3 separate regions of the Homo sapiens genome follow, and regions 2 and 3 are each linked to region 1. Evidence: chromatin contacts called from ENCODE Hi-C data. All regions are on one chromosome and are shown on one strand. The core of a region is the stretch at or near the end of the contact, and the rest is flanking DNA. Distances in the headings are between cores, read along the strand shown. Region 1 holds the start of CLCN6 (chloride voltage-gated channel 6). Region 2 holds the start of KLHL21 (kelch like family member 21). Region 3 holds the start of RCC2 (regulator of chromosome condensation 2).

Region 1 (3,856 bases), core at 735-3,234:
GGAGGCCGAGGTGGGTGGATCACCTGAGGCCAGGAGTTTGAGACCAGCCTGGCCAACATGGTGAAATCCCGACTCTACTAAAAATATAAAAATTAGCCAGGTTTGGTGGCGGGCGCCTGTAATCCCAGCTACTCTGGAGGCTGAGGCAGGAGAATCGCTTGAACCCGGAAGGCAGAGGTTGCAGTGAACCAAGATTGTGCCATAGCACTCCAGCCTGGGCGACAAAAGCAAAACTCCATCTCAAAAAAAAAAACAAAAACAAAAAACAGAAACAAGTAATCAGAGCCACCAGGGCACAGACAGGCCAACAGAGGGCATAGGGTCATCTGGCAGTCTGGTTAAGAAAATAAGACAAACACTTAAAAACAAACAAAACACTTGCACAGCAATGGGCAAACACACAGTAGTGAATGGGTGTGTGGTGACATGGCACAACAGAGGAAAGCCCAGGTGAGGTTCATTTCTTTCAGACTGTCCACCACTAACCCTGTGTACCTAACCATTTGGGGTCTTAGACTCTTTTGACAATCTGATTAAATGCACTGCTCCCTTCCCCTGAAATACACACACAGGTGCACAGACTACACGGGGATACATCCAAAGACAAGGAGTTGATTCCAGACTAAGAACCCTGGGCCAAAGCTTTCTCCCTCTAGGGCTGCTCTCTTTCATTCTGACCTCAAACTCCAGATTCTCAGTGGGGATGGCTGTGGGGAGTGAGGAACGGGGGCGGGGGGGAGGAGTAACAGCAAGAGCAGCCAGTTGGCTTTCCTCCAGCGTTTAAGGGCGCACCTCGTTAATTGCTTGCTGGAACAGAACCTAGAGTAGGAGGAAGCTGAACCACCTGTAAACCCTCTGATTTTCAAAGACTTATTGCATTCCTAGTATATGCCACGCATGTGCCATATTTGTAAGCCAACTCCCACGATTTATCCGTTATCAGCTGGACTCCCATAGCACCCTGGGTTGTAACTGTGGGTGAAAAGGCCTGTCTCCTTTCTCTTTCCCCAGTTCCCTGAGACAGGACCGGTGTCCTGCCTGGGGTATCCCCAGAGTTTGGCACACGGTGATAGCCAACATTCACTGAGCGCCAAAGGGCCAGGTGCTGCCACTCTCTCAAAATAAGCCTCTGCCACTTACTGAACAACTAGTCTGCGCCAAGCACTGGGATACTAAGCCTACGACTCCCAGAAAGGTCCCGGCGGACCCCCGTGCGCAGCGGGACGCAGTGGGCGCCAGGGACCGCAGTGCCCCGGGCCCAGCGCTCTTCTCCAGGTGATCGCCGGGGAGGCAGGTTTAAAAGGCAGGAGCCGGAAGCCGTCTCGGCGCCCAGGTGGCCGAGAATCCAGTCACCAGGTCACTGAGTCACCGATGGGGGCGAGGACACGGGCCTGGGCCGGTCAGAGGGGCGGGATCGTCACCCCTGGCTCAGGGGCCCCTCCGTCCAGGCAGGGAGCCAAAGTCAGTCTTCGCTTGAGGGTTGGCGGTCGCTGGAAGTGGTAGCCATTGGGAGTTACACTAATCCCGCGAAGGGTGCGCAAGGGAGGCGGCAGCCCCCCCCAAGAAGAGAGGCAGGCCGGCCTCCAGCGCTCCCCGCCCACAAGCACGTCCTTGCCCCCGGGAGGTTGTTTGCCGGCTCCAGGATCTCCCTCCCGGCGACCCCGGCCTCGCCGTCACTCACCCTCCAGTCCCGGGTGACTCAGAACGCTCGGCCGCCGGCCGCACCACTGTGGCCGCTGCAGGGGCGGGGAACGCAGTGAAGGGGCGCGGCGCAGGTGTCAGGTTGCTGGAGAGGCGGGCCTACAGGGCGGAAACCACCGGCGCGGGTGACCGGAAGCCCCGCCCCCAACATGGCCGTGCCCACAGGTCTCGTTGGAGGCCGTGCCTTTATCGTCATGTGACGCGAGTCCTCGCCCCACCCGTCTGCAGCCACTCCTGGTCTCAGTCCCAGAGCTCGAGAGGGCCACGTGACCGTCCCGGGGCCAGTCACGTGAGGCGCAGATCCTGGCTGGGAGGGGGTTGGTAGAGGGGTCCAGAGTGGCAGTAAAGGAGGAAGATGGCGGGGTGCAGGGGGTCTCTGTGCTGCTGCTGCAGGTGGTGCTGCTGCTGCGGTGAGCGTGAGACCCGCACCCCCGAGGAGCTGGTAAGAAGCCGGCGGAGTCGGCCTGGGGAGGGGGCGGTTGCTAAGGGACTGAGAGAGGCGTTGCCGGGGGTGGGGCCGGGCCAATCTGGGCCCGCAGGTGGCAGCGGGTGGGGCCTGGGGACCGCAGCCAGGGCTCTCGAAGCGTCTACCCTGCTTCACGTGCCTAAGTCTGGGGTCTTTTCTCATAACCCCTCCTGGAATCTGAGGGAGAATCCAGGCCAGCTCCAGTAAATCCCACCCATGTTTCCTTTTATTTCCATCTGAAAAGAGTTTGGAATGAAACAAGCGTTTTCAGAATGAGCTTCCTCACAGGACTTTGTGCTTATCATGCTGCTGTTTTAGCTTCTCCAGTCCTTTCTCACTCTATCCCTCACCCTTTCTGGGTCACTGACAGTCCAGCTTCCCCCTGCAAAGCATCCTGGGAAAACTTGAGTTGTGTTCCCAGAGTTGACAAGTCCTTTCTGATTTCAGATACGTCACACTGTCAAATGGAACCTGCATTTTTACCCCCCTTTTCAGCTGGCGTTGGACATCTTTGAGGTGTCCTGAAGAGGAGGGTGGTTATTTGGAGACTATCAGTGGAAATGAAGAGCTCAGCTGATGGCTGTAGATCCTCACCCACATGGTCCCTCACCCCTGAAAGGTTTTTTTTGAGGGCTGGTTCCTATTTGATAATGGCTCCAGATGATTTAGAAGCTAGCCACTGATTTCAGTAAATACTTCTGCCTCCTTCCACTCCTAACCACTAAAAAAGGCTCCCTCTGCGGATCTGTTTTTCTAGACCATCCTTGGAGAAACACAGGAGGAGGAGGATGAGATTCTTCCAAGGAAAGACTATGAGGTGAGCTCCTTTGATACTGCTTGGGCAACTAAAGTAGTGAGTGGCCTGGTCACTTCAGGCCGAAGCATTATGATTCCAACCAGAGATGCTCTTTGACCTTCTGTCCCAGGGAGTGAGTGGGTAAGAGAACTTCCTTCTAGGAAAGAGACTGTTTAGCAAGCCCTTTTCTCACCTTAACCCCAAAACAAGGTCTGGTGTTTTTACACGTTTATAAATCTGTGGCACCTTAACCTGGATAGAGTATGTATTTGCCATTAAACTGTTTGCTTTTACAGCTTACAGAGAGACTTAGAGTGAAAGGCACTGGCAGGCAGTATGTGCCCCTAACAGGTGTGTGCTTATAAACTGTTAAGGAGGCCTTGCTTCTCTTCTAGGAGAGCTTGCTTTTCAGATATTTTCTTGCTCAAGCAGCTTCTCTCTGACATGTTCTTGATTAAGTTCCACCTTTCATGTATGGGATTCTTAGAGTATGTGTTTTTAGTAAAGCCAACACTGCTGGGGTGAAACAACATGCGTGACTTTTTATCATTAAATTCTTAAACGTAATAAAGAAGGTAGAGAAAAGCCTATAACTCCATTCATTAAAAGATGACTGTTAACACCTTACTAAGTATCTTTCTACATCCTTACCCATGCTTTTATATACATGATACATGCTTTTTTTAAGTAACAAAAATGAGATTCCACTAAATCATCTATTTTAACCTGTCCCACTCACCCCCTTTATTATACTTTTTGTATCATTAGGTAATTTTCCACAACCTTTTCTTTTTTTTGACAGAGTCTCACTCTTCCATAAATTCTTCATGCTGTAGAATTTAGTGTCAGCGTTAGGATTTGTAGCACTTTTTTGTTTAACTTTTATTATGAAG
Region 2 (4,002 bases), core at 1,280-3,779, 5.2 Mb before region 1:
GCCCGTATTTTCAATTTCAATAAAAAGCTAAGAATAAAAAGTGGTACTGGCTGTAATCGTAAATTACACCAGGTCTATTAGAAACCCCAGGACATGAAGGGACCCCAAGCATCCTGGGGGCTGTACCCCTTGGCCTCCCAGGCTGGCGCCACAGGACAGAGCGGACAAGACATTCTGTTTCACAGCCCTGAGCTCTAAAGGGAGAAAAGCAAGTTCTTGTTCTTAGGAAGTGAGCTCTGCCGGCCTCCTCCCTTCCATGGAGCTGTGTGAAAGGCAGCTGAAAGGAATGAACCAGCCACCTGCCTAAACCCAAGGGATTAACTGCTCTGCTGGGACATTTATGGAAGGGTGTGCAGAAAGCTGGGGCCAGTGTGGCCAGTTCTGGGAAGAAATTATCTGCTCAAAGCCACTGGTCAGACTTTCAGAAGAGGGGAGGGACACGGTCCCCAATCAACTTGGGGACAACCTTGGATTGGAAAGAGGCACAGATTCTGGCAGAACCCAGCAGAGGCTGGACTCAGAGCAGCAGGCTAAGGAAGCTGTGGCAACAGAATCCAGCAACTGTCCCACCTGACACCTCAGAGCCCCACTGGAACTCGGAGCACGTCCCAGAGTGGGCTCTCTCGCGAACATGCAAGGCTGGGCACAGCAGCTGTGACATCCCAGTCCCCACCTCCTTGCCTGATAACCGCCTCACACGCCTGCCTGGTGGGTTCTTTCCTTATATAGCAGTCACAGAGACCGCCCTTCCTCACCCCGACAAAGGAGGTAGCCTCGTGTTTGAACTGGGATTTATCTTTAATAAAAACCGTAGAAGCCCAAACTCAGGCGGACTGGGACCCGCCTACCATGACTCGGCAGTGTTTTGGGGTTTGGGCCAAGTAACTGGAAGAAAACCTCTTAACATGTGACCATGTTTACAGGCTCCGGGGAGTTCAGCCTAAACACCATGTGACCAGAGCACAGAGCCTAGGTGCAAGCCCAAGGGAACCTTGTCACCGGGTGACAAAGAGTGAGTCAGGGGGCCCGGTGTGGCTCAGCAGGGAGGGAGAAATTCCCCGGCTTGTGGGGAACAGATGCCTCACCGGGCGTCGGCCTCCTGCCCGTCCCTGGATTCCTTAAGGAGAAAAAGAAAGCACCCATTGTGCGGGGTGAATGCCCCAGTATCTTCCAACCAAGTGGGGAGGCACCTCCTGGGCACGGAGTTGGCTCAGCCTGGCAGCCCCGGCCGCACGGGGCACAGAGACCCACAAGCAGCTACTTGTCCCGGCTCACACAAGGGGCCCTTCTTCAAGGTTAAAAGTATCGCCCAGAGACATGTAGTCACCAGAGCCCCAGCTTGGACTCAGGTGCGCCCCTAGGATTCCAGGCTCTGTGCGCTTCCCCCGCGAATAGCTGGGCTCCCGTACCGGCGAGGTTCAACCCCAGAGAGCCTGCCCAGCCCCTGGCCCACTCACCCGTCACGTAGATGTCATTGCCCAGCGCCACGATGCTGTAGCCTCCGCCCAGGTGGTCTGGGAACTCGGCCAGGTAGCGCCACTGACCCGTCTGCGGGTTGTAGCAGTCGACAGTGACCAGCTCGTCACAGTCCTGGTCGCAGCCGCCCACGAGCACGAGGATCTCGGCGAGACCGGTGGACGGGCGAGGACGCATTCGGGGACAGGGCCCGCGGTCGTGGCGGTCGTAGCGCGCCGCCTGGAAGTCGCGCGCCTCGCGCAGCAGGCGCAGGCAGGGTGGGCAGCGCGCCACCAGCGGCTCGGCCTCGACGTGCGCCAACAGGTAGAAGCGGCGCACGAAGGGCAGGCGCACGGCCTCCAGCAGCTGCGGCCAGTGCGCGGCGCGGCGCGGCGGGTCAGCGCGGACCCAGCGCAGCGCCAGCTGGTAGGCGGCCTCCTCCTTGGGCACACACAGCCCGTCGTCCCGCAGGTAGCGCAGCAGGCGCGCCAGTGGCAGCCGCTCCAGCTGCTCGGCGCCCAGCTCGCCCACGTGGCGCAGAATGAACCGCTGCGCCGCGCTCGCCAGTCCCGAGCAGCTGAAGGCCTCAGCGAAGTCCTGCATGTCCAGGCAGTTGGCCAGGTCGAGCTGCTGCTGCAGGAAGGCCCCGCACGCCTCCTTCACGGCCGGGAACTGCAGCAGGTCGGCGGCGCGCAGCAGCGGCTCAGCGTTGTCGCCGCTTACCGCCACGCGGCCCGTGTAGCTGAAGTCCAGCAGCAGCTGCAGCATGTCGGGAGGCACTCCGTGCAGGCGCACCCGCTCGGCGCGGCTCTCGCGCAGCTGCCCCGCGAACATGGCGCGGAAGTAGGGGCTGGCGGCGGCCAGCACCGCACGGTGCGCCGGGAAGTCGCGCCCGCCCGCCGCCTCCAGGGTCACGTCCAGGAACTTGCGCTCGGCGCGCAGCTGGCTCAGGCCGCGCAGCAGGCTCAGGGCGTGCGCGGGGTCCGAGAAGGGAAGCACGGCCAGGGGCGCCGGTCGCTCCATGGCGCCTTCGATAGGTTGTCGAGGACGCCGCGGCCGGGGCCTGCGGAGAGACGCGGCGCGCTAGGCACCGCTGCTATAAATAGGGCGGGGCGCCGCGGCTCTCGAGGGGCGGGATGGGCGGGGAGACGTCTGCACCGCCCCCTTAACCCCTCTGTGCCGGGCGCCACCGCCCCCCGCGAGCGCGGGCTCGCCTGTCCCCCGCGCGGCGCCCGCCCCCGGCTCCGCAGGCTGAGTCACCGCTGTCCGCGGCCGGCTCCCTCCCTCCGCCCTTCTGCGTCTCCCCGCTGACGCCCGGGCCGGGGACAGCGAGTGACAAGTGCCAGGTCCGAGGGCGGCCTCGCCGCGCGCCGGGACCGGGGGCCTCCCGGGGTTGCCCACGACCCACCCGGCCCGGCTGCTGAACCCAACCCGGGAGAGGCGAGCTCGGCCCTGAAACCAAAGCCACCCCTCCTTTCACGCCAGACTTCCCAAGGGCGCCGGCCCAGGTCCCGGGGCGGCTGGGTACAATGGCTTTTTGTTTTGCTTTTGAGTTCCACTAGTTTCAAGGGTTGCTAGTTAACCCCATCACGGGACACACTCAAAGGATAGGCTTTTTACCATTCTGGACCAAAGCAAGAACGCGTATAAAGTTTTTCGGTGACGTTTTTTTCTTGGCGCATTTATAAGCGACCCGGGGCCGGATTCCAGGAGTCGGCCCCACTCCTGTGTTCCTGAAGGAGCTTCTGACTCAATCACACAGGCGTTAACTTTAGTCGGCTTCACGCGCAGTTGTAGTTTCCGAGTCTGCGTCGCAGCTGCAGGCTCCGGGGCTGCCCGCCCTAGGGGCTCCCGGGCCTCCCTGAAGCAGCTGCTCGGACTCCACGAGAGGGTAACTGGGTATAAAGAGCGAGGGCTCAAAGTCAGATAGGAGACCGCCTTGAAACTAGATGACGCCACTAAGCACAGTCCCGCCGTCACTTGTACTGCGGTGGGGAATGGTGAAAGAAGGAATCGCCCTTATTTTAGTTCCGATAGACACAGCACCACTTTGAATGTCACTTGTAGGGGAAAAAGAGCCCTCCCTTGGAGGCCATTTTTTCCTCAGTGGAAGGTAGGCTTTGCTCAGTTTTAGAAAAGACCCCTATTTCACCACCAGGACTGCTGCTTTGCAGAGAACACTTGGGTTTGTGCTGTTTTCCAGCCCCCCTACACCGGTGGGCCTTTGAGAACGCATTCCTGAGGAAGGCGCCCGCCCACGTGGGTCCCAGAGCAGGCCACGCGCATGGGAGCTGGCTATCATTTCCTGGTTCCAGCGAGGTCTAGGGCCGCGTAGCGTTTCCAGAAGACATTTTGTTTTTATTCCACCTCTGAAATGAGAACCGCAGGCTTTCTCTTCTACTTAAGAGTTTCACGTCATTTTGCCATAAGAATGCATCTGGTCTGAATTTCAGGGTGAGCATGGGCAGCACAGGCCCAAATCAGAAAACATTCAGGTACCCAGGCGGGCCGCCTGTTGCCCATAGAAGGACTGTTCACACAGCTATT
Region 3 (3,746 bases), core at 778-3,277, 5.6 Mb after region 1:
GACCTCGGGGGAGGGCTCTGCGGAGCATGCGCGGCGGCCGTCAGGCCCCGCCCCCCCCGGGCGCCGGAGCCGAGGCGGCGGGAACCTCAAAGCCCCGGCGCAAACGGCCGCTCCCCGCAGAGCGCCGGCCGCCCCCTCCCCGCGGCGCCCGGGCGCAGCGGCGGCCACGGACGTGTGGGGCCCGCTGGCCGCCCCCTCTTCCAGGCCGGGCGAACTTACCGAGGTCCCCTTTCCCGGGGCGGGGGGGGAGGGGCGCAGAGGGAGCTGTGGGGGCGGGGCCATGACCCCCTCGTGCGGGCTTCGGCCGCCCCTCCCCCGCCGCGGGCCCGGGCGCGCGCCCCAACCGCCAACCGCCCGCGCGGTGCCCGGGGTCGGGTAGGCCGCGGGCCGCGCGCCCCGTACCGAGCCCTTTTGTTGCGCGGAGGCGGAGGCAATGATTCAGCCCGCGGCCTGCGCCGGCCCGGCCGCCGGGAGGGAGCGTGACGCGAGGCGGCCCCCGGCTGGAACGCGCGCCGTGCCGCGTCGCTGAGCCCGCCGGCCCCGGCCCTGCGCCCACCCGTCTACCCTGACCCTCACTCACGACGCGCTCCTTGGTGTGCTCGGGTTCGGTGATGACCACGGCCGCGCCGCCCGCCTTGCCTGCTGTCGCCGGCCGCGCCGCGCGCTTGCCCCCGCCGGGGGCCCCGTCGAGCTCCAGGCCGTCCTCGTCGCCGCTGCTGCCGCCGCCGCTGCTGCTACTGCAGCGCTCGGGCCGCTCGCGCTTCCTGCCCGCCGGGCCGCCGCGTTTCCTGGGCCCGGCGCGGGCAGTGCCGTTGCCCGAGCTCGGCTCCTCCCAGGCCGCCGCCGCCGCCTTCTTCCTGGGCATGGTCGCGGCTGGAGGGAGACACGGGGCAGCGGCGCACAATGGACGGGTTATAAACTGCGCGGGGGGAGGGGAGCGGAGACGAGCCACCCGGCCTCCACTTCCTCCTCTGCCCTCCCCAAAGTGGCGGCCGCAGGGTGGGCGGAGAGGGGGCGAGTTGGGAGAGGAAATCGCGCCCCTCCCTGGCCCCGGCGCGGCTCCTTCGGGGAATCCCGCAGGGCAGCCGGGAGCCCCAGAGGCAATCCCCTGGAGGGAGAATTGAGACCCCCGGCCTATCCGTAAGTTAGGTTTGCCCACAAAGCATCACAGTTGCAACCTCGCCCCCCAAAAGTAAAGGGAAAGTAAAACCAGCCTCCAGTCCCCTAGATTTTCATTAAAGAAGGCTTCGGGACACTTCCAGGATTCCCCCTTGGCACCTGGGTGGTAAGGGAGCCCCTGCTCCCCGGCTACCCCACCTGCTGCTTTTGTCTCCGCAGTCTCCCCCCAAACCCACTCATGGCATTTAATGCAACGCTCTCCCCCACCCCGCATCAGCCCTGGACCCCCGTTCGGCCCCAGCTCAGGGGTGCCGACCTCGGGCTCTAGTTAGCCGAATCCCTACGGCGGACTGCCCCCGGCGACGGGGGAAGAGCCCGAAGAAAGCTGGACCCCAGCCCCAAACACCTGCTCGCACAGACACGAAAAATAAAAACTTTAATGGTGCCCAACTCTCTCCCAGCCCCCTTGCCGGCCGTGCGGCCCGGCCGGTCTCCGATTCGACTGCAAAGTGTCCAGGGCCGCCGCCAGCTCCCCGGCGTCCCTGCGCTCTCCCCTGTCTGCTTTTTTTTTTTTTTTTAATTGATTTTGAACAATGGGATCTCTGTCTGTCTCCGATTAAACCACGTGGATCCGCCTTCCTTCCTCTTTTTATTCCTTCAATCACCCAGCCCCCCTCCCCCAGGTTTTTTTTTAACCTTTTCTCTTTAAAAAAAGGAAAAAAAAAAAAACTTTCCCAGACCCCACAAACTGATCACTGTCGATTTTCAGACCCTACCTGGTTGGAGTGATGAGAAACCGGAGAGAAAAAAGGAAGAGAAGCAACTAAAAGACGGATCGGAGGGCTTTTTTTTTTCCGGCCCAGACGAGGGCTCCAGCCCACTCACCAGATACACTTAAAATGTAAATACGAGCTTCCAGAACAAATGCTACAACACAAAACAGAAACACATGTGCGGCCGCGCGGCAAGCGAGCGCGCGGCGGGGCGGGAGGCGCGGGGCGCGGGGCGCGCGCGCCCCCTGCCGGCCGGCGGACCCGTTGCCGGCGCCCCCGCCCCGCCCGGCCTGGCCCTGCCCTGCCCACCCGAGCCTGCGCCGCGCGCCGCGCGCCTCGCCGCCCGCCTCGGCTCCGCTGCTCCTGCGCCTTTCGCGGGCCCGCGAGCGCGCTTTGGGCCTTCCACGCAGTGCGGCCTGCGCGTCAGGGACTTCTTTGCGGCTTAGGAGGATGTTGGATTGTTTTTCCTGGGCACGTCTAGACAGGTCACATGAGGACACTCGCTGGAAAATAGTTACTTCGCTCACGCAGCAGCCAACAAGGGACGTGCCCTAATTGAGTGATTGGAATGAAAGATGAATACAATTTGAATAATTTTTTCCTGTGCAGAGAGAAGCTGAGTTTTATTTGCCTGTGGATGTGTCCTCAGTATGTAACAAGGTGCTGTGACACGGAAGAATCACATAAAGGTTTGCTGTATTAGTGAATTAATTCATAATTAATTTGAGGGCCGTGGAGGCACTGGAAGCTGGCTTTGAGGGGAACTTTTTCATTTTTTGCCAAATATTTACTGAGCCCCCGGTACATGCAAGACCCACAGTGCCCGGGGCTGCAGAGCCAGTGAACAAGGTTTCCACCCCAGTGGAACGCACAGCCTAACGGAAAGACAGATCAGTAAACAAGTAATTACAACAGTGGTAAGCTTTACAAAGTGATGCCTGTGTAGGAACATTATGGCGAGGGGATTTATCCTAGTCCAGGGCCAGGGAAGGCATTCAGGTGGAAAGTTATGCTGAACAACTTAAAGGATGAATAAGACCCGATGAAAGGGGGCAGGAAAAGTATTCCAGGCCAGGTGGAGTGAACGGGACGCTCCACATTTCGAGATCTTGAGAGACACCTCCTGGGAGGGAAGCTGTCTGGTGGGGCTGGGGTGAGAAGAGCCAAGAGGCTGGGTTCTGAGGAGGTAGGCAGGGGTGCGAGGGCCTGCATAGACCCTAGTGAACCGCAGTGAGGCTTGATCTCGTTCGCGTGTCCTGGGACGGGTGAAAAAAGCCTTGCTTGCTTCCTACCGGTCTCCACCCTCCACCTCTCCACCCCACTTCCATTACGATCTCACCGTCACTTGCTCTCCTCTCAAAGCTTTTCTCCTGCTTCTTTTTTCCTGAGGCGTACCGCACAAGGAAGTTCCTTCTTCAGGCAACTTCTTGAAAACGCATAAAGTTCTAGGATTTTTGTGATTCATTCATTCATTGTTAGTGCAAGAAACAGGACTGGGAAGCATCAAGTGTCCTGTAAAGGAAGACAGAGAAACCAAGAGGCCCAAATCTAAGGTATTTGATCAAAGTCAAAAGTCTGTGTGTCAAGAGAGCTGAGAGTGCTTATGTAAAAGAACTTTGGAAATGAGAAATCAACTGGTACGTTTCAGAGATTTTCAGAAAAGTCAAGATGGAATAGAAGCACCCTTTGAAAGCCTATTCTTAATAGACCTGCATTTAAAAAGATTTTTTAGAGGTTAAACTTTGACGCTTTGATATAAAGCATAAGTAGAACCAACCAGAAAAGAATTTCGCCTAAATATGCCATCAAGTCCCCTTCAGGAAATGGCATGCTGATGCTTGTCAGCCGAGGCGG

What was found. Hi-C counts contacts between places; a loop is a spot of excess contacts on that map. Pooled maps may share reads with other maps.
Region 2: a loop to region 1 is called in a map of sigmoid colon, with 6 times the contacts of the local background. The contact joins the promoter of KLHL21 here to the promoter of CLCN6 in region 1. A Hi-C loop is called at or near these places in 2 of 168 maps with a recorded cell type or tissue (psoas muscle and sigmoid colon), 1 of 37 single-sample maps with no recorded cell type and 13 of 50 pooled maps.
Region 3: a map of CD8-positive, alpha-beta T cell shows a loop between it and region 1 (8-fold over the local background). The contact joins the promoter of RCC2 here to the promoter of CLCN6 in region 1. A Hi-C loop is called at or near these places in 1 of 168 maps with a recorded cell type or tissue (CD8-positive, alpha-beta T cell), 1 of 37 single-sample maps with no recorded cell type and 9 of 50 pooled maps.

Annotation. Positions count from the first base shown.
Region 1 is chr1:11,804,207-11,808,062 of GRCh38, forward strand. CLCN6 (chloride voltage-gated channel 6) reads left to right here and starts at 1,985. Exons shown (of 23, transcript NM_001286.5): 1 at 1,985-2,143; 2 at 2,925-2,984. The coding sequence starts at 2,057. MTHFR (methylenetetrahydrofolate reductase) reads right to left here and starts at 1,758. Exons shown (of 12, transcript NM_005957.5): 1 at 1,682-1,758. RefSeq lists enhancers at 1-333, 1,630-2,615, 1,813-1,922, 1,933-2,012, 2,463-2,532 and silencers at 1,443-1,492, 1,513-1,562, 2,233-2,282.
Region 2 is chr1:6,600,340-6,604,341 of GRCh38, forward strand. KLHL21 (kelch like family member 21) reads right to left here and starts at 2,530. Exons shown (of 4, transcript NM_014851.4): 1 at 1,458-2,530. The coding sequence starts at 2,478. It overlaps LOC107984913 (a long non-coding RNA gene), which reads right to left. Exons shown (of 2, transcript XR_001737882.3): 2 at 3,108-4,002. RefSeq lists enhancers at 1,046-1,185, 1,216-1,265, 3,026-3,115, 3,136-3,295, 3,336-3,485 and silencers at 1,526-1,605, 1,786-1,945, 2,546-2,935, 3,900-4,002.
Region 3 is chr1:17,437,650-17,441,395 of GRCh38, forward strand. It overlaps RCC2 (regulator of chromosome condensation 2), which reads right to left and starts at 2,028. Exons shown (of 13, transcript NM_018715.4): 1 at 1,896-2,028; 2 at 581-873. The coding sequence starts at 865. LOC124903862 (a long non-coding RNA gene) reads right to left here. Exons shown (of 2, transcript XR_007065508.1): 2 at 2,487-3,404. RefSeq lists silencers at 709-808, 2,128-2,267.